Regions from separate parts of the Mus musculus genome. Here regions 2, 3, 4, 5, 6 and 7 are each linked to region 1. Evidence: chromatin loops called from intact Hi-C (ENCODE). Cell type or tissue: left cerebral cortex. All regions are shown on one strand.

Evidence for each region. Hi-C counts contacts between places; a loop is a spot of excess contacts. Peaks named below come from ENCODE experiments on the same cell type or tissue, not always from the same donor. Only the 100,000 strongest peaks of a DNase experiment are listed, where the experiment ranks them.
Region 2: it touches region 1 in a loop (2.3-fold over the local background); 4 of 42 quality-filtered maps call a loop at or near these places.
Region 3: a loop joins it to region 1, with 5 times the contacts of the local background. A loop is called at or near these places in 22 of 42 quality-filtered maps.
Region 4: it touches region 1 in a loop (2.6-fold over the local background); 4 of 42 quality-filtered maps call a loop at or near these places.
Region 5: a loop joins it to region 1, with 2.9 times the contacts of the local background. A loop is called at or near these places in 4 of 42 quality-filtered maps.
Region 6: it touches region 1 in a loop (4-fold over the local background); 4 of 42 quality-filtered maps call a loop at or near these places.
Region 7: a loop joins it to region 1, with 3 times the contacts of the local background. A loop is called at or near these places in 2 of 42 quality-filtered maps.

The regions. Positions count from the first base shown.
Region 1 is chr12:74,331,144-74,335,143 of GRCm38, reverse strand. No RefSeq gene overlaps it. Among named protein-coding and RNA genes, the nearest start is that of Gm34552, 16 kb to the right of the region's middle. In left cerebral cortex, a CTCF peak has its summit at 1,942 (motif pointing left); DNase peaks (open chromatin) are centred at 948 and 1,938; H3K27ac peaks cover 1,323 bases.
Region 2 is chr12:74,442,299-74,446,298 of GRCm38, reverse strand. No RefSeq gene overlaps it. Among named protein-coding and RNA genes, the nearest start is that of Gm34552, 130 kb to the right of the region's middle. In left cerebral cortex, no CTCF peak of the experiment used is centred here; a DNase peak (open chromatin) is centred at 2,371.
Region 3 is chr12:75,173,542-75,177,541 of GRCm38, reverse strand. Kcnh5 (potassium voltage-gated channel, subfamily H (eag-related), member 5) reads left to right here and starts at 210. Exons shown (of 11, transcript NM_172805.3): 1 at 210-1,086. The coding sequence starts at 1,014. In left cerebral cortex, no CTCF peak of the experiment used is centred here; DNase peaks (open chromatin) are centred at 1,060, 1,300, 2,059, 3,564 and 3 more places; H3K4me3 peaks cover 3,800 bases; H3K27ac peaks cover 1,855 bases.
Region 4 is chr12:74,451,748-74,455,747 of GRCm38, reverse strand. No RefSeq gene overlaps it. Among named protein-coding and RNA genes, the nearest start is that of Gm34552, 140 kb to the right of the region's middle. In left cerebral cortex, no CTCF peak of the experiment used is centred here; DNase peaks (open chromatin) are centred at 1,720 and 2,954; H3K27ac peaks cover 526 bases.
Region 5 is chr12:74,548,281-74,552,280 of GRCm38, reverse strand. No RefSeq gene overlaps it. Among named protein-coding and RNA genes, the nearest start is that of Gm34552, 230 kb to the right of the region's middle. In left cerebral cortex, no CTCF peak of the experiment used is centred here; DNase peaks (open chromatin) are centred at 2,436 and 3,804.
Region 6 is chr12:74,676,368-74,680,367 of GRCm38, reverse strand. No RefSeq gene overlaps it. Among named protein-coding and RNA genes, the nearest start is that of Gm39473, 150 kb to the left of the region's middle. In left cerebral cortex, no CTCF peak of the experiment used is centred here; DNase peaks (open chromatin) are centred at 1,015 and 2,298.
Region 7 is chr12:74,949,383-74,953,382 of GRCm38, reverse strand. All of the region lies in intron 10 of Kcnh5 (potassium voltage-gated channel, subfamily H (eag-related), member 5), which reads left to right. Among named protein-coding and RNA genes, the nearest start is that of Gm39473, 130 kb to the right of the region's middle. In left cerebral cortex, no CTCF peak of the experiment used is centred here; DNase peaks (open chromatin) are centred at 1,195, 2,067 and 2,441; H3K27ac peaks cover 383 bases.

The DNA of each region.
Region 1 (4,000 bases):
CACTTGAGTGAATAACTGTGAAGCAAAAACTGACAGAGCTCCCGAGGACAGAACTCTTTTTCACAGGCCTGGGAGAGTCCCCAGGTGATCACTTTTTTTTTTTTCTCCAAAATCATTTCACCCTTCTCCAACAGTTCCTAAGGCATAGCTGGTTGCCTCCAAGTTGTGGACGTCTTTCCTTGTTTCCATGGAACCCTGAGCAGCTGATGGCCTCGTGTTTGTAGAAATTCTTGCTTGTCTTCATGGGACACAAAAGCAGACAAGGGTGGGAGAGAAGACTGTGGGACACAGGAAGACTAACAGAAGAACCAAGTCACTGAGCCTAGCCTCTCAGTGCCCAGGCTCCCCTAACTAAACTATCCAATTCAGGCAGAAGTACACATTGCACTTTGTAAAGGCGGGTCCTGGGAAACCGTGGGCTGGTTACTATCAAAAGGACTAAAGCCCGGAGAATCAAAACCTGTCCCAGCACACATACCTACTTAGCAGCAGAGCCAAGGCGGTGCCCAAGATCTGATTCCCAGATTCAGCTCTCAGTTTCTCTTTAGCATTCATTATGAAAGCAGTTGAGGACTATAACCTACGTTCTTCACAATTTAAGATGCTTGAGCTGGGGAGACGATCCAGTGGGGAAAATGGTTGCAGGGAAAGCATGCAGACTTGAGTTTGGATCTCTAGACCCTTACTAAAACATGTCTGTGATCTGAGCATTAAGTAGATCCCAGGGACTGGTTGCCCAGCCAGTTCATCCAACGTGATGAGTTCCAGGTTTAGTGAGATGCCCTATTTCAAAAACATAAGGTAGAAGGAGATCAAGATAGATGCCCGACATCCATCTCTAGCTTCTACACGCACATAGTTTATGAGCGTGCTCTATGCACACACGAGCTTCACATACACACACACACCTTATGGACTCTGCTTTAACAAGTACATTTTATTCATACTCGCCACATGAAAAAGCACTGTGCTAAGAATGTGGCTTTGCCCATTTTAGAAATGAGGACACCAAGAAGTTATGCATCCATAGTGATGCAGCGAACAAGTGGCCTTAGGAATCTAGCTCATCCCCTTCCATACTCAGAGTAGACCCTCCTAAGGACATCAGGGCAGATGCTACCACTTAGAATGCTGCCATGCTTTACCTAACAAGCGGGTTCTTCGCTGGGCTGCAGCTATGTGAAGAAGCCCCTGCCAAAAGAGCAGATTCCACCTCTGTGCCTGTCATGCTCTGTTGGCCTGTCCATATGCATTGTGTGGATACGCACACATTGCTGCGCACCTCCACGGCCCTCAGTCATTCACAGTGGAATGTTAATCCTCCTCACCACTGGAGAAAATGCTCTATCAGACCTGAAGACAGGGTATCTTCAGGAGAAGGAAAAAGGCTTGGTGGAGCACATTGAAGGACTGAGCAAAAGTGCTACTTCCTCTATTGTCTTACTGTGGAAGCATCCAACTTTGGGAGACAAAGAAAAAAAAAAGGGGGTTCTCTGGGCCTCAAAGGAATTTAGGAATTGCAAGGAGCATGGTGTGGGTGGGGGTAGAGGGACCTCCCTAGGTCATTTCCATGTATTCTACCTTAAGTCTCTCTGTAGCCCAGTTTTCACGTGGAGCAGGGAGCCCATCTGAAGGCAATGCTCTCCTTGTAGGGTTTCCAACCACATTCGCCCATTAACTTCCAGATACCACAGCATCTTCCCAGTGTGGCCCTCATCACCAGAATAGGGGCCTTCAAATAACTGGTGAAGAAAATTAATTGACGTCTTTCTCCTAAAACCAAGTATCTCCTGTATCTGCTAGTCAGGAATGATGTCGATGGAGGCGACTGTCTTAGAAAAGCTGTATCTAGGGGCATGAAATGGGAACTGCACCATCCATGAGCCTCAAGACCGGCCCACAACTCACCACTTGCCGGAGAGGAGCAAATGCGAAGGTTTACTGCCCCCTGCTGGCAAGTGTCCTCAGTAACAAGAGGACAGCAGCTGTGCTCAAAGGCGCTTCGGGTCAGAGATAACCAGAGAAGCATCACTTCGAGCACGGATTTAAGGAGCTTTTGCTCTAAGTCGTCTGTGCTCTAATCCACAGGGGAGATAGATGATTAGAATGAAATGCCCTCGCGTCATGAACCTGAATCTATTTCACCAGAGGCCATCATGCTGAGAAGAGAGGGAGTCGGAAGACTGGGGCTAAGACTTCACCTGATTCATTTTCATAGCTTCCAGAAAAAGAACTTAGCCTCTTGATACAGTGGGCTGATTAGGAACGTCCCAAGGAAGAGGTGCGTGATCTGGGAGCTTCTCCGTTTGATTGGAAAACCATTAAAATGTCACAGAGGAGATGACCGTGGGAAATATCCGTTCCTCTACCTTCTCTTTGCCTTATGACCTCTAACCTTCTGACTCTATTTCTACCCACTATGAATACAGAAGAGACAACAAAAGTTTGAGCAATTAACCATGTAAAACACAGCAGCATGTGATGCACAGTGGTGTTCCCTGGAGAGCGTGCCTGCCCACTTCTGTATCCCTGTTCACCTCTTCTGCCAGGTGCTTGCAATCAGATGGTCAAGGGCTAAATTCCAGTTCCTATGGGGATTCAGGAACCCTGTACAATCAGCAGTCAAGGGGCTTTGGCTGTAGTTGTCAGGGGAGCTCAGCCTGTTATCTACAATGAGATCCTGTTACTTGTCTCCAGGGAGATCATTTTTTTATGAGTTTGTGAAGCACAAACACAGGCCTCATTGAGCTGAGCCAGGAGCAAACCCCACAAAGTAACAAATGGGCCATTTCTACTCCTGGTGACAGTTGGGTAAGCTGAGAAAGCAAAACAAAAAGTAGATTATGGAGTCATGACTTCAGGAATGGGAGAGGCTGTTTTAGACGTATTCTGTTGGTAGTCATACCCTTTCCCCACACCTACTCCGAGAGTTATAAAGGCCTGGCAAGCTGGTCTGCATTTGCATCAAGTAAATTCTGTAGGCAGTAGCTACTGTAAGCATGTTATACAATCAGAGAGGCCATGTCTGGGAATCCCCAACTTTGGACTGCAAACAGACGGAGGAAAACAGTTGGCAAAATACTAAACGTAGAGCTTAAAACATCAAACAACCATAGACAGTCATATAAAGAATATTGTGAGCTTTGTAACACATGCTCTAATCCAAACAGGTGAGGGAAATGCAGGAGAGAATGGGATGGTAACACCGTGACCATCAACAAGGAACAGCTTCACACAAAGTCAGGGATGAGGGAATTGTGTTCAATGTTGATGAGAAAAGATACCACCGTTGTAGGTACATGTTATCTACAATGTGTTCTGTGGGCACATTTAAATCCATTAAAGAAATTAAACATAGACCTTTCCAATATCTCTTTAAATCTTAATTTGCCATTGATACGCTCTATATAAGATCTCAATTATTAAAATAACATTTCTAAATTGAAAAGGATCACTACAGTCAGCCCACTCCTGTTTGCACGTGGGGGACATTACACATGCCTTCCTTTCAATATGTTGATTCACCAAATGCATTTTTTAGATGATCCAACTGATAAACAAATCTTAATGACTCCATTAATGATGTTGAGTTTCTGATCCGGTGCGCATCGTAGACATCAGTCGTCAAAATGACACCAAAAGAAAAAAACATATATATAAATTAAAGTGTCAAAACTCAGTTGCGTAGCTTGAGGCTCAATATTAATGTTTCAACAATTTGGTCAGATGCAGTTTCTATGTGGCACAGCTAAGCCTCTTCCTGACGCGCTGGGAGAAGCATGCCACACCCACTTTTCATTCCCATGTCTACTGAACTTCCCGACCCGGCAGTTCTCAGCTGCTCGCTGCCTTTGCACGTTCTGTTATGCTCGCTGCCTTTGCACATTCTGTTATGCTCGCTGCCTTTGCTCATTCTGTTATGCTCTATATTTTATTTTTATATATTTTTAAAGCTTAAGGGGAAGATGCTGGTTTAAACCTCTTCTGACGTCATGGGGTC
Region 2 (4,000 bases), 110 kb before region 1:
AATACTACAATGTAATGTTGCTGCTCTAATTTCAATAGACAATCATTATTATAATTTTGTTTCAAGTCTCCCTTAGTCAACATTATATTTATGAATTTGATCTATATTGTTCCAATTTGTTTTTACTGTTATAGAATGGTCTCTTATAAGAGCAGATTTTTGTAAATTATACTGCTGGGTTTTTTTCCATTTATTTGCATGATGATATCAGTGTTTTATGGATATTGTATCCATGCATACACTTAAGCTTCCTGGTTGTACTTTTACTGAAATCTGAAAGAACTGTGGTATAGAACATGTGTATTTTAAACTTTATTGTAGCCTAATTTCTCCTAGCTACTTTGGACTAATTTGCCCTCTCAAAGATAATCAAGTACAACTCCTTGTTTCTCTCATCATGGTAAACACTAAGAATTTACAATCTTTTTAAAATTTAGAAAGCCTTAATCTTAAAAAAAAAAAAGAACCAAAATTAAAAACTATTTGAGGAAAGATAGAAACAAAGAATAAAATAAAAAATGTGATTGTTGTAACCTACATGGACCAGAGAGAACAGTCAGAAAAAAAGTCTTTAAATATTTTACAAGACTCAAATAAAACACATACCTAGACAAAATGCCTTTAAGCTTTAAATATAGGCTGTTGTGGGATATTTAATCACAGTGTGGTCCTTGAGGTTGTGTTATTTACTAAACAAGCCTGTTTCTAGTTATGGTGTGGCTCAGCTCTTAGCACACACTTTTAACGCAACCCCCCCCCCCGCCCCCCGTTACTGGAATACAGACATGTCCTTAGTACATACCTTTAGTCTCAAACAATGACGGTAAAGTTAGTTTGCAGAAAGAAGATCCCGTGTTTGAAAGTGATATCTAATTGAGTGACAGAAAAAGTGACCAATCAGAGAAAGATTTGACAGAATAGGATATGCCCAACTCTGGCAAGAAGAAAGAAGAAAGGGAAACTACTTAAGGGGCAGTGCAGAGGGAAACAGGGAGAGGAGGCAGTCTTACTGAGAGAGCTTTACAGAGGGAGGTTGCAGAGAGAGAACAAGCTAGACATGGGTGAAGACAGAATCAGCCAGAGCATGACAAGAATTAGAAGATTAGAGTGATTTCCAGAGTTAGTTTGAGACCAAACAGAGCAATTCAGGCAGAGGCCCAGAGAGAAGTGAGATTGAGTCAGTCAGCTTGGAAAGGAGTTTGAGCCAAAACAGCTGAGTTGACCAACCAGCCAGAGATCAGAAAGAGCTAGAAAGGGTGAAGTTATTCAGCAGCAAGTCTCAGAGGCTGAGAACATTTTAGGTCTAGATTAGATTTTATGCAGGCTAGCAGCTTCTAGGACAAGGCTTAGGTAAACCCCTGAGACAATTACTACAGGGAAATAAAAGATACATTTACAAAAGGCTAGGATCATAAGGAGTCAGAAGGCACAGAGAACACCAGGAGAACACAGCCCACTGAATCAACTAAGCAAGTTGCACATGAGCTCACAGAGACTAAAGCAGCAAATACCAGGTTTGCATGGGTCCGTCTGCACCAGGTCCTTTGCATATATATTATGGCTATTAGTTTGGTGTTTCTATGGAACTCCTAACTGTGGGAGCTAGTGTTTCTCTCATTGTTTTGTGTACTCCTGGGACTATTGTCCTCCTAGTGAATTGCCTTGCCCAGGCTCAATATGAGGGCTTTAGCTTTATCTTATTGTATCTTGTTTTGTTGTTTGGTTGTTGTCCCTTGAAGGGCTCCTCTTCTTTTTTGAAGGGAAGCAGATGGGGAGTGGACCTGGGGGAGAGGGAAGGTGAATGGAGGCATGGAGGGAGGAGTGGAGAGAGGAATGGAGGGAGGTGTGGAGGGAGGTGTGGAGGGAGGTGTGGAGAGAGGAATAGAGAGAGGAATGGAGGGAGGAGTGGAGGGAGGAGGGGAGGGAGGAGGGGAAGGAGGAGGGGAGGGAGCAGAAAGTGTGGTTGGGATGTGTTTTATGAGAGAAAAATCTACTTTCAATAAAAAGATTAAAAATGAAAAACTCCTCAAATTTAATGGGTATATTAAAAATAGTGCTAAGGATTTTCTCTAAAAGGAAAAAGAAAAAGAAAAAAGTCAAGAAACTCAAGAAAATGAAAGCAAAACAATACAAAACAAAACCTGGAACCCCAGTATACTACCAGTACTTTATCATAGTTTGAAGACAGAAAAAAATATTTTAGAAAACAAATGTGACAAAAATGTCCAGAAATGGACAAGAAAAATACCCAAAACTAAAAAGTATAGATTTCTAGATGGCAAAGTTTCACAAGGATGGCATAAGATGATGAGCTGACATGAAGCCAAGTAAAACTCACACCTAGCAGAAACACCACTGAATTTCAGAGCAGAGGAAAGATAATCACACAGAGAGAAAAGACCGAGTGCTGCAGAAGAGCAGAGTGATTCAGGAGATGATGGGGAAACACACCAGAATCCTTGGCTAGAGAGAGTGGGGAAAAACAAACAAACAGAAAACAAAAACCAAAACCCAAAACAAAAGGACCACATGGCACGGAGCAACGTAGCCTCGCCCCACTGAAACACTGGACTCACATACAGACATGGATGTAATCAAGACTTTACTGTGCAGTGAGGTGAATCATTTCTGAAGGCAGAACAGAATCACTTCAGATGACCAGCATCCCAAAACCTTCTTCCTATTGGCCTTTCTTAGGAAGTTATAAAAGATACCTAATCAAACCCAAAAGAAAGACACTGGTCCAGGAAACAGAGAAATACTGAAGGCCCATGCAGCTGTCCAGGAGAACTTCCAGGCCAGAATTGAAAACAGAACCACCAGGTGATCTAGCTGTGCACTCCTAGGCATATGCACAAAGGATTCAATGAATGGAACTCTAGAGCAATTTGTTACATAAAATTTGCCAGATTCATAAAGGCAATTATGACATACTTTCTCTTATAGGTGGAATATACGTTAAATTTAAATAACACACATAAATATGATTGTTTATTTACATTTACATATGTATGTGCACACATTTTATGTACATATACTTGACATTAAAATAGAAATGGAACTATGAGAAGAAAGACATTGAAGGGGAAGAAACTAAACCAGAGAAGGTGGTAGAATACATGAGACATGAAGGCAAAAGAGAGAACGTTTGGGGAAGAGGAAGAGGACCAGGTGGACAGGGAGGGTTGGGGAAGATGGTAGTAGAGGAAGACAGATCAGAGCAAATAACCATGGCATGTGTGTCTGAGCACACAATAGCAAATCACAATGTTAAAAATTAGGGAGGGACAGAATTCTAGACTGCATCCCTAATAAAAACGATACCCAACAGTGTTTCAGATTTCTGTGCTCTTTTATAACACTATGACTCCATGAGACTTCACAGTTCTACTGGGGAGTTGTTGAAAATGTGATGATATTGTATCCATGGAAAACTAAACACAAAACAATGAGAGGCTCAGGACAAAAGAGGAACAGTGGAAGAGAAGAGGAAGACCCACCATGCTTCACTATGTTGTTGTGTGGACTGTCCATACACAGCAATAAAACTGATGATGCTGTGTTAGAATACATTCACTTTAAGTGCTCACAGAGGAAGAGAAGACCTGTCAAAATAGAAGTCAATAGAAAGGGTATACAATATCTAAAATGAAAAATATATGATAATTGGACATACAGAAATAACAAACCAACCAGCCAGCCAAGAAATAAACAAAGACCAACATACAATGTTGAAAGCTATTGTCTTTCCCGTTGGAATCAAGTGTACAGGGTGAGGACAACGGTTTTTCATTCTCAGTGTGATTTCTCTGCCTTACAGTGCTTTGGCTTTCTTGACCCATGTGGATTAATTACTCTCATTAGTTTTAATTGCAAAGTTAGCCAGAAAAATTGAAAGAAGCAGATATAACACAAAAGCAGATAAGCGCCCAAAATGCCAACAATAACTCATAGTTTATGTGACTTAGAAATTATGCTGCCAGTGAAGAAATCAACATCT
Region 3 (4,000 bases), 840 kb before region 1:
AAATCCAGCCTGGGGCGCAGGGCCATTCCGGGTGCCAGCTCTGCTCTCATATTCCATCTGGCTTCTGCTCCAAATAGTGGGGTTTCTCAGGGTGTAGAAAGCTCCCGTGTGGAGGCTTCAGGCGCCAGAGCCCGGAGGGGGGCGGTAGCAGCGTCAGGTGGCTGCTCCGCGTCCCCGAGCGCCACCCAGTCACTTCCTACTCGGCGCACAGTCTGGGCTAGAGCAGGAGCCCTCTTGCATCTCAGCCCCAGGACCCGAGTCCTCCGGAGCTGCTGGGGTTTCGGACAGCGGCAGCAGGAGAAGCTGAGATGTGACCTGCTCTCCCCAGAGATTGCCATTTCCCTCTCTGGTGCCTGCCTCGCGAACAACAGCCCGCACCAGCCAGCGAGCACTTGTCTGGATCTTCCTGGAGAAAGGAGCAGCCACTAGGCGCTCGCAAAGCCTGGACAGAACTTTGGCTGCCCTGGGTAGCTGTGAAACAGCTGAGTGAGAAGGGTGGGCTAGGAGACCAAGGGAGCAGAGAGCTAAGGAATGGGGTCTTAGCCTGGGCTAGGGGTGGGGAGAGGGAAGTCGAGTTGCTCCTCGCTCTCTCCCAGAGCCCGGGCGCGGGGCAGAGGGAGAAATGCTGAGCCCGCGTCCGGGCTCCTGCCTCCCCGGCAGCATCTTCAGCAGCAGCCTCAGCATCAGCACCGGCGGGACAGCGACAGCGGGGGCGGCGCAGGCGCACTGTGCCCGGCGGAGCCTGCAGTTCCCCAGCCCCGTGTGCGGCACCGCCACAGTCTGGGCAGCGGCGGCCGGGGGAGCGCTACTACCATGAACTGCTTGGTCCTCCTTCCCAGAGCTGCTCATCCGGGTCGGGCTGGAGACACACTCAGGGGACCCCGCCGCCGCCGCCGCGCCCCCTTTTCTTTCAGCACCATCTCCACTACCTTTTCCTCCTCTTCTTCCACCTTTTCTTCCTGCTTCCCCCCCTCCCCCGCCGCGGATCCTGGCCGCTGCTTTCCAGACCCAGGATGCCGGGGGGCAAGAGAGGGCTGGTGGCTCCGCAGAACACATTTTTGGAGAACATCGTCAGGCGCTCCAGTGGTAAGGAGAGTTGCAGTTCAGAACATTCCCTACCTTCATCCCGCCCACGGCGCCCCCGTCCTGCCCATCCCATCCCTCTTCTAAGGGGGGAGGGGGTGTAGGCAGTGGTACCTGGTGGCTTAGGGTGGGTGGGGGCCGGGAAGGAGGTGGTGGAGGGACTTAAGTTGCATCTGTTTCCTAAGAGAGATGTACCCCCTCCCACCTGTCCAGACCTTAGAGTAGGAGCTAGGAAAGGGGGTGGGTAGAGCGGAGGTCCATCAAAATAGCTTTGAATTTCACTTTGATGATGAATCGCTCCTTGTCCCATCGCTCCCCAAACAAGCTGCAAGCGCTGACCAAATTCTTAGAGCCAGTTTTTGGAGGAAGCTTTCCTTTTAAGTTGGGAATGACTGGGAAAGTGGCCACTTCATCAAATTTAAGTCACTAGGATGGCTTTTGGACCCACTGTGCACAACTGAAAGTACCCTGCCTTAGGGCGAGTAGTCGGAATTGAATCCTAAACAGTCAGTGCTTGGAAAATGGGAAGGCAGTTACTCGGATCAAATTTGGTTTAAAGTTTCACGTTTTATTTGTTTTCTTCATTGCGTGTTAGTTTATAGGTTATATCTTGCCTATCGCACTTGACCAGAAGAAGGGTAAAAACAAAGCCATAGTTTCTGTACTTTCAATGCACTTGAAAAAAGATTTAAACAATACCACTCTACCTTGCTCCTGCACATGAAGGCGCCCTGCCTCTGACGTGCCTTTAAAATACCATCCATTTATGCGTGGTCGGATTATACAAATTTGATCTACTGGGTTTATGCATCTTTTAATTGTTTTAAAAACTCTTTTACATAATTTTTCAACTCCACAAGCAAACTGTATGGAGTATCATTTAAGGGTTTCTCTTCGGAACCCCTTTCTGGAGAACCATGAGAATATAATTCTGCACATGGATTTGAGTCAGAAAACAGTTGGAAGGTTCTGTGAGGGTTCTGTGATCCCTTGTTCTGTCAATCACTCATGGGAACCAAGTGTATTTGGGAGCCTTGCACAGGAGGCTCAGTGTGGGCCATGTGGCTAAGATCTTTGGCTGTGGGCTAGAGGGACACACACAAATGATAGCAGATAACTGGACACAGAGTAGTAGCTTAGACAATACCACCTCTTGGATTAGCATCTCTCTGAAAACTAGGCTTGCAGAGGCATCCTTGGAATTGGAATAACCTAAAGTGTTTTCTTTAGATGTTCACCTTGGAGTTTGGGTTGGAGCTTTGTGAATCTTTCTTTCATGTTAGTCAGTGTGTGATTCTGTGTAAGTATAGAGCTGCAGTGATACATTTGGATTTAAAAAAATAGCTTATAGTACTGCACAGTCATTTTAATCCCTGTATTATTTTTAGCTACGCTAGTGTGAGGTTCATATGCACTTTCAGGTTTTAGAACAATATAAATTAAGATAGAAGTTCATAATGGCATGAAACTTCTATATTAACCCATTGTCTTATGAATATCTTATAGAAATCTAGAATACAGGGAACATTACTTTTAAGACTATCAATTGCTGCGTGGAATTTAAAGGTTACTAGAATCAGTTATTTACAGACTTATGGCGATTTTCTTGCAAATTTCCCATCTTCTTGAGTTATTCTACTTCACGCTTTTTGTTTTTTGAGAGCAGTTTCTGAGGAAGACCTTAGAATACCAGACCCATAGACTCCCTGCCACCCTCTGAGGTGAAGAGAGACACAATGAGAAGTCCAGGATTGAAGTTTATCATTTGTAGCAGTATCAGTCCAAACTTTCTCAGGTTGGACCAGAGATGAGATGGTCATAGAATACGTTTCTGTAAAATGTGACATGAAATGATGATTTACGTCATGTGGCTCAGATCTGTCTCCTCCCTTCATCTCCACTTTATATCTACCATACAACATATGAATATTTTTATCTTATTTACACTCTGGGATTAGAATGCTTTCATTAATTTAGTGCTTCTTTCCCTGGTTAACGGCAAGTATGAGTGAGATTTACCTGCGTTGACACTTAGGGATCCCACCTTTCATTGTCTATGCCCAACTTTGAATAGTTGTCGGACGTAAAACCTTGGGATTTTGTTGGGCATGTGATAGAGACTTGAGAGTTATGCACATCTATATGTAGTAAGGACCGGAAGGCCTCAGCAAGTACCTGAATTGAGAACTGCAGTATGTGATTGGTCTATCCGTTTATGGGGGAAGGGCCTTCCAGTTGTCATTTCTCCCCAATTTGGCAGAGAAATTGAAAAACTCATCCTAAGAGATTGTTTAATTATGAGCAACAGATAAAATTCCCTCTAGGATTCTCAGAGATGGATCAGGTTTGTCACACTGGAGATTTAATCATTCGCCAACTTAAGAACATTGGGAATGCACTGCTGGCAGAGCTCTAGCTGAGGGAGTCAAGGAGGCAGCCTTCCCAGGTGATGTAAGAACTCAGAAACAGAGGCTGCATTTTATAGTGATGAGCTTCCTCACTCAGACAAGACCGTTTTCTTTTGAAAAGATCAAATCTTGTATAGAGTCAGATAAACACACGTGTAGAAAGAGGAAGAGATGACATGAAAGACTACAGACAAACAAGTGGACAGACATCCACCCAGACATAGAGATGGACATGGGGCAGGCAAAAAAAGTGCATAATTCACACAGACTGACAGAGAGATGGTGAGAAAACCAAAACCACACACACACACAGAGACAGAGACACACAGTCACACATAGGTACTGAGACACATGTACACACAAAGACACAGGTACACACATGAGAGAGAGGGAGAGAGAGGAAGGAGAGAGAGAGAGAGAGGGGGAGGGAGGGAGGGAGGGAGAGAGAGAGAGAGAGAGAGAGAGAGGGAGAGAGACATAAACATTTGTTTTTGTCCATGAGAGCCCCA
Region 4 (4,000 bases), 120 kb before region 1:
TATCAATCTGAAATTCTTTTGGAAGAACATCAGGCTAAGTATATGTCCTTCGTTTAGGACTTAAGTGGTGTGGGACATGAACTTGGCATCGACTTGCAACTCATTATCACTTACTCAGAGACTGCAGCCAATGTCCCACATGAGCTCTGGCCTTTGCTGAGATGCCAGCTTCTTATGTTGGAGCTTCCTATTGCAGCATGCAACTCTTTCTGTCTATACTAGCTTAGAGAGCATCCCCTGGTGACTGCATAGTTTACACAAAGCATGCCTGTGTGCTGCAGCAGCACCCGTCTTATGTGCATCTGAGCTCCTCCTGCTCATGTCCCGGCCATCAAAGCCAGCTCTTGCATGTTCCTGTGGCTCCTATGTTCCAGGAACCTGCAGACACCACCTACACAGTAAAACAGCTCTTCATACCATCCCACCAAACATGCCTCACCTGATCATGCTGTGACCAGGGTCCAGTGTGTCAAAGACTCATGTGTGTGCAACCTGAGGCTGTATGTTCTAAAACTGAATAAAAACCCTGAAACAAGTGTGCCAACTTAGGCTTTATCAACCAATGAAAGGCAAATGAAAAGATGGCTGAGTTTTTTTTATATCATGTATAAGTTCTACTCCAGCCATAAGACACAGAAAGACATTCATTTACTTTATAATTTGAGGGAGCAGGTGAAGTGAGCTGTGATCAATACCCTACAAGAAAGTTAAACAATGAATTAACTCTAAGATGCCCCTAAACTTCCAAATTCATCCAATTCAGCAGCAGACAATTTTCTAGAACTGAGCCCAATCTCACCTTGCTGGGATTTATTGAAATTTCTGCCAATATTCTCCCTCTTAAATTCCATAGTGGCAGGTTTCATGTTATACTATGAAGTTAATAACACAGATTATATATTAAAACCAGTCTTGCAGTTTTAAATGTGTGTGCTACTGAACCGCATTAGCATCAGCCCCTTGAGCTATGGGTCTCATGGACAGGCATACAATGTTAATAACTGCAAGCAATTGTCATCCACAGAGAGAAAATTAGCTTCTGTGACAACATCACAAACCTCTCAGATTTAAAAGAGGGGCTTGGAGTATTCTGGAAGCTTTGTTGGTGCTGAGAATTCAAAGCACAGTCTCACATCCTTCACAGTTATGGAGAGAGAGAGAGGGGGAGAGAGAGAGAGAGAGAGAGAGGGGGGGGGGGGAGAGAGAGAGAGAGAGAGAGAGAGAGAGAGAGAGAGAGAGAGAAGAGGTTGCACTTAAAATCACAGTGATCGGCACATTATTAGTCAGAAATGCATTGGGCCACAAGTAGCAGAAACCCCTAGTGGATGGAAGGTCTAGAAGAATGGAGGGTCTAACAGGGAGGGATTTGTTTGTGTCATTTATTCAATAAGGTGCTGTGGGAGAAGATAATCGGAGGCTGGCCCCACGGTTTTATCACCTCATCAGGTACCAGGAACTTTTTATGACTTTTAACCTTCTGGTCACAAGGTAACATAGCTGGTACCGTTCATTATGTGCCACCAAGGAATACATACATACATACATACATACATACACTGACAAGCAAAGCACATGAGCCAAATCCCCTATTTTGAGTAGTTGCCTCTAAAAGTATATGCAGAAATGGCCACATTTCACTCCTCAGAAATGAGTCAGTCACCCACACCAGGAAGAGAAGGGACTCCATCACACCTAAGTGGGTTCTACTAATAAACGAGGAGAAATGGCGAAGTATAGCTAGGAAGAAAATCCCAGAGCCTTCCATGGGCACGATCGGAGTTTCAGTATTACCTAACGGAGGAGAGGACAGTTTGGCATAGCACTGACATGCTTTCAGGGAAGCGGTCCTTAGTCCAGAAGATGCCTAGGAAGCACTGAGTAGGAGAAGACAGGAAAGACATTCAGTTACTAGGAAACAGAGGTGGTCCTAGCAGGACAAGGAGCTCAGCATGCTGGGAATGCAGGCCAGTGTGGGGAGCAGATGACAGGGGGAAAGACTAGATAGGTAGATCAGTACCTGGAAACCTCCAAAAGAGCATTGTGGATAGGTACGGTGATAGCTCAGCACGCCTAGTGACTGATATCACGACCTTGCCTCATGTCTCCCTATGGAGGAGTGTCTGGCCGAAAAGCAGGGCCTATCCTTCCCTCCACTGCCCCCACTCCACCCTACCCCACCCCACCTCTCTCTCCAAAAGGAGAAACTCATCAGAAATGCAGGAGATGGCACCAGGCCTGCTCAGTTTAGCTACCATTCCCTTTTCCGTCTTTCGAGGTGTCCTGTTCCTCCATGTGCTAACTGTGGAGACCCAACGTCTCTAATGGTACGGAGGAGGTCTTCAGCCGCCCCATACTTCCCAGGACCAGTTTTGTAAATCTGATGCTGACATAGGGCAAGAACGCTAACAGCAGTGGGGAAGCAATCACAGACTTACAGAAACTCAGCTTTAAAAACCCAGCTTCACTGCACTGCTAGTATTTTGCTTTCTTGCCCCTGAGTGGAAACCCCAACAACACAATACAAGTGACTGGGTCTCTCCCACCCCGGCGCTGTCCAGCCCTGCTCTCCACTCACCTCTGCCTCTGGAGGCACCTCTACAGCAGTGGTTCTCATCCATGACTCTTACCCCAACCATAAAATTATTTTTGTGGCTACCCCATAACTGCAATTTTGCTACTGTTGTGAATCATTATGTAAATATTTTTGGAGGTAGAGGTTCGCCAAAGATGTTGTAGCCCACAAGTTGAGGACCACGGCCCCAGGGGATCTGAAACCCCTGCAGTAGATGGGCCCTGCCCTGTTCCTGTCTAGGCTAGGTGATAGGGTACTCTGAATGCTCTGTACAGTGAGTAGTTACTTTTTGAAAGAAGTGAATTCAATGGGAACTCTGTCTGGCACTCTCAGCCTGGAAATTTTTGGCCAGAACTCTCCAGTGTCTCCCAGACAAAGCTCTGCCGGTAATTGCCTCTGGCAAAATCCTAGAGAATAAAATCCAGAAAGCAAGGCAACTGGACTGGTGACATTGATGGCACCAAATTGACACATTTGCCTGGCTAATGGCCTTGTGTTACAAAGAAATAAATGTGCAAAGGAGAAATTGCAACCACACGGTCCTCACCTGGTCATGTTCTTGGGAATCACTCATTAGTAGACTCCCTAGCCTCTCTTGATTGGAAAACAGGCTACAGCTGTACAAACATGGCTGGAACAGCCTCCAAGCAGATCAGCAGAGAATGGCAGTGTCAACTAGCAGCTTTAATGAGCACACTGCTGCTCTGAGATAGGAGACTCAAAACTGTTGCATGTGGACTGGGAAATGCAGAAAGAACTGTGTAAAGTTAAATACTGCAAACAAGCAAGGGCTTCCTTCAGCTCCAGGGATGGAAACAAAAAGAACCATCTGGACTTGACCCTCTGTCTAAATATAAAGCACAAGAGATAGCTTGGAGCATTTTCCCCAAAACGAGCTATAAGCCAAGGATACACAGATGAGTCTCCCTATTAATTATCATGATCGATCAGTCAGTCGTGTGATCAGGTAGCACTCTGGTGCCTCTCACTTCTGTCTCTGCCATGCCATTTAGGCACAGAATATCCATGATTGACAACTTCTTAGCTCAAATATATTGTCACCTTCTCTAACTCTTCCAGATTATGGGGGCTTGGGGGGAGGGGAGGGACATAAGGCTGAAAAGTGCTGAACAGAAAACACACCAAGAAGGGAACACAACTCTTCCTATGGAGTTCAGTGCTTCTTGCAGTCTGCCCGATCACACATTTAATTGGTGATTTGTGTAATAAGAGGCTGCCCTTGCCCTGATGCCCAGGATTGGCCTCAGGGAACACTACTGACTTTTTGATCACTCCTCTCCCTTCCCTGTGAGGCTGAAGCTGCCTCAGAGGTTTTATTTTCTAACTACTCAAAACCTTTACTGTGTTTACAAAATGTCTGGAAGTCTTTTATACTATAAAGACAACTAAGACAGTACCTAGAAGCAC
Region 5 (4,000 bases), 220 kb before region 1:
TATTATCTGTAATATGTCTTCCAGCTGCATAAATCTGTGCTCTTCCTCCTTGTTCAGCTTAATTTGAGCCCTAGAAGATAAACTAATAGATGAGGAATATAGCTGCAGTTGAGTATCACAATGTTGGCCTTAAGCCAACTGAAGTCCCAAGTTATAAAACCGCTGAGTTCAATATGACAGCAAGAAGAGTTATTTAATCTCACTCTTCTAACATTCTGGTTGTTTCACCTGCCAAGGTCATACTGTTAAATAAATACTGACCAGAAATTTTACCTGGATGCCCTAACTTCTGAAAAAAAATGACCATGAATATAGGGCCCTGTGTCTGAGATTTGCCCAATGGGTCACATAAAAGCTGTTTTGTATGAGAAAGTGTCAAGAGCTTGGCAGCATTGAGCCACAGTGATGCAAAAACATGGAAACTCCCTGGGACTCATAAAGCATTCAGCAGAAAGATACTTTAAGATACTGCTTATTCATGTTGATTTAAAAAGAAATCTCTCAGAACATAGTTAAGTATTTTCTTAGAAACTACCAGAATCTCATGCCTTCACCTCAGCCATAAGACACATTAAAATGTATGACTAGGAAAGGGGCGAAGCATCCTAGGTATTCACTGGGTGTTCCCTTGCAGGAGCACAGTGGTGACACAGCAGCCTTCAATGCATCTTCCTATCTGCTCTCTATTTTCACTCTGATGGTGACAGTGATTTCTTGCACCTTCATTTGGGATTATTGTAAATCCCTATTGTTCAGCTGTTCTCTATTAACTTCAAAAATGAATATACAGTTATAAGAAACATAGAAAACACACTGCAAAAATTTCAAGATGTAAGCTAAAAAAAAAAAAACCTTTATTTTTATTTACACACCATAATTTATTCCCCCATCCCCGTCCACCTTCCAACTGGTCCACATCCCATACCTCCTTCCCACCTCCCTGTCTCCACATGGATGTCTACACTAGCGAAATAATTGTGATAAACTATACAAATTACCTGATCGCCTGTAAACCTGTAGAAGAGATGAGACTTCTAACATACTCCAATTTCTTCCGTTCTCTTTACTATCACTCCACAATATTTCTGCAGTTGTCTTGGATATTATCTTCAGGGTTTTATTGTATGAGCATGCATGATACCAGGCTGTTATTATGTCTCCTTATACATTCTATGATAGTAGCAAAGTGATTCTGATTATGGAGTTATCTTATGTAACATAGCTTCTTAATGCTTTGGTAAACTTTAATCTTTTGCTTGAGATTGTCGGAGCTCTTATATCAACTAACAAGTAACTGGAACATGTGGTGAGCCCGCATAGTTGAAAATGCCTTCGCATCCAAGTCAGGTGAAGCACAGATTTTAAAATCTTTTGCTCTAAATCACCCCACTGTATGTTTATGTTTTTTTTTTTTTCATCATTTGGAGGATGTTGGCAGTCATCATCTTGTTTCTCTTTGTGTTGTGAGATTAGACCAACAGGAGGGACATTATTTATTGCTTTCTAGTTGTTCTTTCCACATTTGAGACGTTGTATGCATATGGTATACTCTTTACACTACCAGGAGTTAATTTTCTACCAGCAACCCTGTTACTGGTAGAATACAACTCTATTGTATCTACCTAACTATGCAACGTACACATTAGTAAGTTATTTTTTTCTTTCCTGTAAAATCTTTTTTTTTTCCTTTTTGATGCCGTCTATTTTCTACTCCATATTTCCTTCTTCTTTGACCCTCCTCATTTTATTCTGAATTTTGCAACAGTTTTAGACTTTGGGCATCCCCAAATTCCTCCCTGCAAACATCAGGTTTCTCTCTCTCTCTCTCTCTCAATCTGTGTGTGTGTGTGTGTGTGTGTGTGTGTGTGTTGTTTGGTTGTGTGTTTGTTTTTGGGATTATAATGTAATTACATCATTAATCTTCCACAATGATCTACAGGCACTAAAGGAATGGTTAGAGTGGAAGAAATAGTCTTAGCCAGAGAACAGCACTTAAAATGGTTATCCAATAGGAAATGTCAGCCCTGAAAATGCCTATGTACAAGTGATATTATACAGACTGAGCAGGATGGATTTATGGATTTATTGTTGGTTTATTAGAAGCTGCTTAGTCTTACAATGCCCTTTCTTGAAAGTCGGTTACCTCAAACACCGAACCTCTGTAACAACTGACTTTTGGTTGCTGTTTCTCTTGGAGCATATTGTTTTTCTCTAATAGAAAGTAGTTATAGAGTAATCTTCTCATTACCTGTCCAGGGGCCTTAAAAGGCCTCATCCACTCCTTCTGTTTTATTAATGCTGTATCCATTTGTGATTTCCAGTTGGCAGCAGACCAAGGCTTTGCATCTAGTACCATTGTTTGTGTTAGGAGATGCAGGAATCCCACACACCCTTCTAGGCTGCCTGCAAAGACATATGTCTTTAATCTGTCTCCATTTTGGTGCCTTTTATTTATTTTTAATTTCTTAAATTAAAATATGCTTACATCATTCTCTCCCCTCTTCTTCCCCCTCCAACTCTTCCCATGTTCTTTTATTGTACATAGCAAGCTCCTTCTGTCTAAAAAACCCACACAGATGTAGTACCAGTATATTTTTCTGTAATTATTTCTTTGCTTATGTCAAATCCAGACTGGTTTTCCATCAGAAGTTAGAATTCCAAATGCATATTTTTGGAAGTTTCCTTTCATGCTGCCTATGTTTAGATTTGAGGTTAAAAATTAAATGTATTTTTATATTTAAAATTGTAATCAATCTTTTAATTTGGATGAGTCAGAGCTCAATGATATTTCCATTTAAAAATTTAAGAATTTCTTAAACACAGAAACCGCACATTTTAAAGTGACAATCTACACATAATGGGGGATATGTAGTGTTTGAATTTCTGAGTCTGAGTTACCTTACTCACTGTAATATTTCCAGTTCCATCCATTTTCCTACAACTTTAATAATATTTTTTATTTGTAGCTAAAAAGCATCCTATGTGTATATGAACCACAGTTTAAAAATATCCTTGCATCAGTTGATGGACATCTAGACTGCTTCCATTTCTAAGCTATTGTGATTGGAAAATCAATGAGCATGGGAAGGCTTCTCCATCAGAGATTATGGAGAATATGCCTAGGGGTAACACTGATGGGTTACATGGTATATATTTGCTTCCACACTGATTTGCATAGTGATACTTCTGGTTTATACTCTCACCAACAGTGAATAAGTATTCACCATTCCCCACATCTGTAGATCTCTAGAGGCCAAGAATGGAGTCATGAGATGGGGAGAAAAAGTCCTTAAGTGACTGAGACCTAAAATAATAAAAGGAGACATACAGGTAGAGTGGTGGGATACATAGCATGGAAAGGGTTAACCAGTGACAGAGTAGGAAGATGGGAGGAAAATGGTTATCTGGGGTGTGAGGGGAAACAAGAAAAATTATAGAGCTGTCAGAAAGCCATATAAAAACCTACTATTTTATAAACTAACTAAAAATATAATTTAAAAATAAAAGAGTTGGAATGGAGGCACCACTTATGGATAATGCTATTCTCAGAAAACATTAGTTATTAAACAAAAATTCCAATGTCAGGTGCCTATCAGTTGCTGGACACAGGAGCCCCAGAAGATCCTAAAACAAAATAGGCTATTGCTATTGTTCCTGCTTGTGCACCAGAGCTATACAATAAGACCCTATTGTTGACAAATCCAAACATTTGAGACAAAAGGCATAAAAGGAATCAAGCTAGAACTGTGCTGCAAGCTTCCTTCCTGCTCTCTAGCATTCATGGTGCCAGACAGATGGTGATGCACAAGTTGCTGGAGAAGAAAATTCATCAGTGGACTTACCCAACTCTGGACTCTGTTATAAAATAACATGCCAAGCAGGATATACCCACTGGTTTCATAGTGGCACAACTGTTTAGAGGGCAACTAATCACTTTCTGGTGAGATTTGAGGTCTGCTCCATGAGAGAGAAAACATACCTGGTACAAAAAATAGTACAA
Region 6 (4,000 bases), 350 kb before region 1:
TGGTTGTTTCACCCTTTCCCATCTTAACGGTTCTTCTTCCTTTTGGTTTTTCGTTTCTTCTGTTCTTTTATATTTTATTTAGCCTTTCACTGTTTGATCCTCACATGTATATAATGCACATTGATCCCATTCTTTCCATTATCCTGTCTCACCACCCTCCCCATTGCACTCCACCCCTCCCCCATCAACAGGTTCCCTTCTTGCCCTCATTTCTCCTATGGCTTGCTCCTCACAGTACTCCGTTAGGGTTGCTTGACTCAGCATGGTGGGGGACATTATTTATTTGAGCAAGGGCAAATGACTAGTGTCTAGGCCACTGAGGGATATGACTCCCTTCCCCAGCAAGCATTAACAGTCATATCTCCTCATGGAGTGGTGGTGCCTCATGAGCCCTTCCACCATCATTATGGGGTATTGACAGGTCCCTTAAGTGCAGGGACTATGTTGGTAACCATAGCTTCCATGAGTTCATGAGTACAGCCATAGGATATCCAGAAGAGATTTCATAGCATGCCTTCATGTCTTTTAACTTCTCACTAAGTTCTTTGAGCTTTGGTGGGGTAGAGGGTGATGAAGATGTCCTGCTTGAGTGGAGGACTCAGCAGTCACATGTTCTCAGTGCTCTGGCCAGTAATGAGTGGATGCTCTGACAGTTCCCCATAGCATTCAGAAGCTTCTCTGACCAAGACTGAGAGCAGCAATAATTGGCCTAACCATTGGCTTTGTCTGTTTGTTCACATTTCTCCCTACTCAAGGGTTATCTGCAATTCTTTCACACTGAATCTGGCTTTGGATGATTGAATTACCTTTGCCATCTCATTGGCAATCCTCCTTAAATATCAATGATTGCTAAGCCAACTTTGCTCTCATTAAAATGATGCCTGGTTGATCTAATTTATTACTGAGAGTTTAAAAACTTTTGCTTTAAAACACAACTTGTGCTCTTAGCTTCAGACCATCTGCTGAGCCCTGGGATATTCTTGGCAATTGCAAGCATGAGAATAAAGTGGTCTAAAACTTTGAATAGAAGACTCCAGCTGGAACTCATCCGAGGGCTCTAGAGAGATGTGTTCTATGCCAGAGCCAGGTTTATCACAGAATGGACGAAGAGGGGGGATACGAAGGAAGGAAATATTCATAGGTTTATCTTATGACATTGGAAAGTCTTATCTGTTGACAAAATGGATGCCTTGGAAGTTTTTAAATCTGCAGCCTGAAAGGGTAATACAGGAATGAAGACAACAGATGATGGTCACGTGACAGTTCTAGGTAAAGATTTCTGATCAAGACAAACAAGGACATGAACTCTATGAAAGTCTGAGCATTCATGAAAGCTGTAGTTATAGAAGATATCACCCATGAGGACATGTGCAAATAATGAAGAATGACATACACACATGTTGTTAGCATCACCTTCATGGTTTCCAATTCGTTACAACTGCCAATTTGTTTCATAATTGCACAAATCCTTTAAAATTATGTGATTAAAATGAATGAAGTATAATTTAACCCTTTTAAATATTATAAAGAAAATATGGCTCTCATCCGACCTGCGTGGCACTGCTTTTTACCAATCTTTTACAGTCAGGCAAAAATGACTTTGGAAGTAAAATGGGGCAGTGTATTTATCTCTGGTTTAAATTGCCTGAAGGTGTTTGATAGGGAGAAATTAGAACACAGTCACCTGGTCTAAGATTTTACCAGGCCATTAAAATTAACATTCCTCCCAGGGATTCAAGGGACTCATTAATTGTGGAGAGTGGTAAAGTAATTTAGGTAACTTCAGTGTTACTGTCTCTGTATCCATCCACACCACTTGCAGTGAGTCCAGGGAATGAACTAAGGGTAGAGGAGGCCACCTAGAATGTTTGAATGCAGTTTTGTTCAGGCATGTAATTGATGTTTTTATAATACTACATCTCTGAAATTGATAAAGACATCAGAACCAGGACACTCACTTCATTTTTTTAATCTATAAAGTCATTACAAAGAAATTATTCTAGATGCCAGTACATTAATACCTCCTCATAAATTGACCTGTTCAGAGCAAGAGGTGTGATCAGCAGTTTTCCTCTAACCATATCCACTTTGCACGGAGCATCCTCTTAGGTCCTGAGAATAAATTAAGAGTTAGAACCCGCAACTCTGTGCAGTTACGATGTCTAAGCCTCATTCCCCATCTGAAGGAGGTCAAGCATTAAATCCTGATTTCTCTTCTAGCTCTCTCACCAACAATCTGACATTACAAGTAGCTCCATATTGTGTGTTGTGTTTTCCTGGCCAGTTTCCCTCTCTAGACTATGAACAGCTTAGAAAAAGGACCATGTTTTTCTCTTCTTTTGTTTCCCTAGAACACAGAAGGTAGCACATAAAAAATGGTAAGTGGGTGCTAGTTGAGATGAAAATGGAACCCATGCTCTTGTTTTAGGAAGATACAATGAAAGTGTTTTGGAAGTGAAATTTATGTGGCAAAAAGTTTCAGTTAGATTCTGTGAGAAAATGCAATAGATGGGAAAATAATACATTGCCAAAGCTCAGAAATCAAGTAAAGTTTGAAATCTATTGCTGTTCATATTAGCTTAGTTTGAGAAAGTTGTTTTGTTTCAGAGTGTGAACAGTAAATATTTTCCCCCAACACAATATTTTATTATTTGGGAACTTTGTGCAATGCACTCCATCACACTCATCTGTCCTTCCTGTGCCCATCACCTTCTCACTCTTGCTCACCACACCCCCATAGCCCCTGCAAAACAATCCCACAAAACATCAAGTCAAATTTATGTTGCTTATATATGAGGAGCAGAGTCAAACTCCCTTAAAGAAAACTAAGTCCTTCCTCATCTCACCACAAGAAAACGTCAACTGTGAAGAGCTACACTTGTGCACTATTATCCATTTTTTAGGACCCTCTTCATTAGTCATTAATCCTGTCTGAATGCAGAACCCTTCAATGTTTCTCATTCTCAGTTATAAGTCTGCAGTCATTGGCACCACTGCCAAAAGAAGTTTCCTTGTCCATAGGAGCTGGCAGCAGCATGGATCTCATATATCAGCATGACCTCCAATGGCAGCACAAATCATGTTCTTTAGGTCTTTAATGTTTCAGAAATATAATCAATAGTAGCAAAAAGTATCATTGTCATCATCATTATCATCATTATATTTATACATATTTGTAATTACATTTTAGAAAGTCTAGTATGTTTTTTGAAATACCTTTCCTATGTAGCTCAGGCTGTCCTTGAACTCATGATGTCAGTCTCAGTCTCAGTTTGGCAATGACAAACATGAACTACCACATGGGGTTTTGGTTAGGCTAATTTTGCCAAGAAAGAGATGTCTACACAAAAGGACTCCTCACATGCATGCTTGACATAGCTAATAGATATGCTGAGCTGCTGAATTCTGAGTGGTTGTGTCACACGTTGCAATGTAACTAACATCCTTATTTCTTCGTTGACAGAGACATGAGAATGGTAGAGAAATACTTCTGAGCAACATAAGGGTAACTTGGTATGACCCAAAAACATTTGTAACAAGTAGTAAAACATACTGTCAAAACTAAATCTTAGTAGTCACTTGAGTATGGAGAGATAAGCATTCTTTAGCTGTTGATATGATATGTACTGGCTAGAAGGTACCAGACCCTGAGTCAGCAGCAGGTCCATGTACAACACTGGAAACTTACAGGCATTTTTCTTTCCTCAATTAACTATTTCCATGAAATCAGTTACACCATAATAGCTTGTGGAACCAGAGACTGAACTATAGAATCAGGACAATGGCCAAATATCATAAGGGAAGGTGTTGCTATAGGCTAAGTGTAAGGATGGGCAGGTAATGTGTGCAGAACAGTTGTCTTAGTGCCCTGAGACTGGCCCAGTTCTTGCTCCTTTTCTTACAGATCTCAACAATAATGGCACACGTGCTGGCAGTGCAGCATCCCAAGATGAGAACGAACTGTCTGGAACATTCCAGGTTCTATTCTTGTCTTTTATTA
Region 7 (4,000 bases), 620 kb before region 1:
CTCCTGAGTTGTGCCTGGTCATGCAGTGGTTGATGAAGACCCATTGACCAAGGTTCTTCAGAGGAACACAACTAACAGAATAGATGCTTAATTGTAAAGGGTGGAGGTATTAACTAGGCTTCCATGAGTGGAGACTGGCCATCTGCATGTTAGAGAAACAGAAAACCTGATATCAGCTCAGTCCAAAAACCTGGAAGTGCCAGAACAAGGGAAACCGATGACACAGTCCTAATTTGAGACGGATGGGCTAAAAGCACCCTGCCGTGTAGCTGATGTATTGAAGGGTTCACAGGCTGTGGAGATGGGGTTTGAGGTTCCAGGCAGGGACAGCAGCAGCAGATGTACTTGCTTAGTGGGATGAAGCTTGTACACAATGGATAGGCCTTCATTTTTTCATTTTTTTCCCTTCCAGTTCCCAGCCTATTAGACAGGGCTAAGCACATTCATGGAAGACTTTTCAAACTTGAGCCACATGACAATCATCTTTGGAAATGCTCTCACAGACATACCGAACTCTACTAAATTCCAAACTCTACTAAGTGCTTAGGCATGCATCCCTTAATCCAAGCAAGATGATAGCCAAGATTAGTTTGCATGCTGGGTGCCTGGCAGAGCATGCTTGTAATTCTAGCAATTAAGAGGCCAAGAAAGGAAAACTATGGAGAGATGGCTCAGAGGTTAATTGCCTCACTTAAGATCTTTCCGCTTTCTCTTTTTCTTAGATAGCTTTCATAAGATACATTTTATAACTTAGTAATAAATGCTATAATCACTTTAAGAAAAGAAAGGAGAATTGTGAGGTCAGGGCTAGTCAATGCTACACAACCACACCCTATTTCCACCAGGAAGAAAAGAGAGAAAGAACAGGAGGAGGAGGAGGAGGAAGAGATGAAGGAAAAAGTTAACCACAACAGAAGGATTCCCATGAAAAGATAGAGAAATGTCCCCAGAGAATCATCTGGTAAGACTTTGTAAAGCAGTGAGACAGATGGAGCAGTCCTTATGGAATCCCTGTTGCCCATAAATCCAGATGTTTACCACACAGGGTGCTCCTGTTCTTGAATCTAGCTTACTGGAAGTTAGCTAGCAGGTTCATAGGGGAAGCAAAGTACCCACCAGCCCTGCATTTTGTTTTACCCAAAGGATGAAACAGTGGTTTAGCTGTGTGATAGCGATGGTCTAAACTTGGAATTCAGTAGCTGCTTTTCTTCCCGCAATGCATGCTTATCATGGTGACTTTTTTTTTTTTTTTTTTGCTTCTGTGGGTTGTATTTTGGCAGTCCTGTGAGTGTTAACATGCTAGAATTGGCTACTTTACCGTCCCTGAACTACTTGCTTGGCATACATAGCTTGTGTACTGTATGGATTACAGAAACACATGTCAGCCTCTTTGGGGAAATGGCATAAGATGGAACAATGGGATTTCCAGCTGCAGTCCTTTCTTTCCCCTTCCCAAGCTCATGGTATGATAGCTAAACAACATGTGACAGGTCCTCTACCCCACAGACCCGATGATTTTTAGCTGATGGGAAAAGATCACTAAAACACTGGAACAAAAGATAATGTATCTTCCATAAAAGTCTAGACTATTGTATTAAATGGTAGCTATGTCTATTTGTCTCATAAAGCTGATAGTGGCAATTTGTTTTCCTGTCTATATTGTGATCTTCCAGCCAAACAATGAACTCCTATTTCCTATTGCCAAAAGACCAGAATAGTACCTTCTGTATCTTGGAATCCATAAGTACATGCATGAAATATGAGTCTGCCATTCTCCTGAGCACAGTCTTTACTTCAAGGATGAGAATAATGACTGGACTCTAAAAGCACAAATGCGCACAACACCCTTGCCAACTCTGGCAAAGAGCAGTATGAAATAGAAAGATGAAAATGACCATTACTAATTGGTGTTAAATCACAATTAGAGTTAACTTCCAGCTGCTCCTTCTAATCGACTGTGCCTGCAGATTCTGCACAATTCTGCTGGCCTGGTGCTTTGGGGAGGGTGAAAGCAGCTTCGTCATTAGTGAATTAGGATCTCCGGTACCCAGCTGGGATTGCGAAGCAGTGCTTGCCTCTGGAGATTTGGCATGGGAGGCTCTTGGAAGAGAGAACAGTTTTTTCCCAGTTGCCTCTCAGTAACCTCAACACAGGAATCTGAGCAGAGTATACTTACAGCTGTCTTTGACTCATTGGTCATCAGGGTTGCACGCTCTCTCTGAGCTCTGCTGCTAGGACACGATCTATGAAAACAGTCACCTTCAGGATAATGAAGCTTATGCCTCCCAGTTTATCCCATTTGTACTTGAAATCAGTCTTGTAAGATGTGAGCCGGGAAAGACCTGCTGGTGCCTCGATTTTCTACCTTCAAGTTAGCTCTCATTTCAACAGAGGCAACTTCAGCAATTCTAGAAGTCTGTCATGTGCATTTGGATGAAGCAGAGACCTAATTATGGAGTCTTTTGAGTCCTTAAGCTGTTTCTATTTAGAGCCTTCTGTCGGTCTGCTTGCAGACAGAATGAAGACTTTCTCACATTTAGTTGCCAGGACAAAGGTTGACAGATCTTTCTCCCTTCAATATGCCTCCAGAGCAGTTATTTAAGGACTAAGTTTCTCAAATTCCAGAGGAAGGGGTGGATTCAGTAATTTACCATATTTTCCATTTCTAAAGTTCCTTCCATTTCTTAATTCCAACCACTGAACACCAATGAGTGGGTCCCTGATAGAATTATGCCTTGTCAGACCATCTTTACTTAAAAGGAAGCAGGTCTTATGAATGAAAACACGAGGTTTGTATGAACCCTAAGGCTGCAATCTGTGTATTCTTCTTCTTCCTTGGAACCTTTAAGGGTTAACTTGCTTTGGAGTACATACACTTTCCCTCATTGGAACATCTGTTTATTTTCCCATGTCATTTCTGGAACAACAACAAAAAAGCCAACTCTCTGTGAGTGTATCATATAATATAAGTAAGCACACAATCTCAAGTTTGAGTCTTTCTTTAGGGGTGCACATTTTAATATATTTTAAGGCATAGTTCATTTTGGATTCTTTTCTCTTTACCTCTTAACCTCCAAACAATATCTATATTCCATCACATGGTTTGTCATTTTAGGAACTTATTTCCTTCGCTTTGTAAACAGACTCCCATTTGGTTCTCTCCTGAGAGGCATCTGAGCAAACGTAGTTCAACACACATGAACTTGAAAGTTTCCAGGCGTGTATTTTATTCAGAGGGAGGTTTTCAAATGTTTGTAGTAAGTTCAAGCAGATTTTCACCCATGAAGGATAATATAAATACTATATTTATTATATTGTATATGCCTATTTATAGATCACTACAGTGTCTAAAACATATATTTTACAAGTGAGGAAACAGAAAGTTTTACTGTGGTTAGAATGGATTTCTAATAGCTGACTACTCTAGGCAAAAATAGCATCCAGGTTCATAGCATGCCCTTTTCCTCCCACCTGGGAGGTGTATTTTGGAGATTTTGGCTTCTACCATAACAACCTTTCCCCAAAGGTATCAAATCAAATGGTTCTGCTAAATAGCCGGAGACACTTAGATGACCCAAGAAAGTCACAGTAATTTCTTGTGGAGAAAGTCATTCATTTTCTGTGTCTTCCCTCTACACCCTGTTACAGTCAATTTGCTGGGCACTTTTTAAAGTTGACGTTTGCTTTCACTTGAGTTTCTTCTGTGCCATACAATTTCACCCTCTGGAGAGTGATGCATGCTGCAAGAGTTCAGCAGAGGCATTCCTCAGGGAATACTCAGTTTGAATTGGGAACTTCAGAGAAAAAAAAATCAGCTGCTAATTATGTTCATAGGAGCCAATTTCCCTAAGTGCAGCACACATGGAGAATGGAAGACATTGAACCCTGATCAGAACTTGCTTTCTTCTCACTAGTGTCTTTGTGGTTACTGTAGGAACAGTTGTATATGGAACCACCACTCAGGTATATTGAATAGTTAATATGTATTACGGATCCTCTG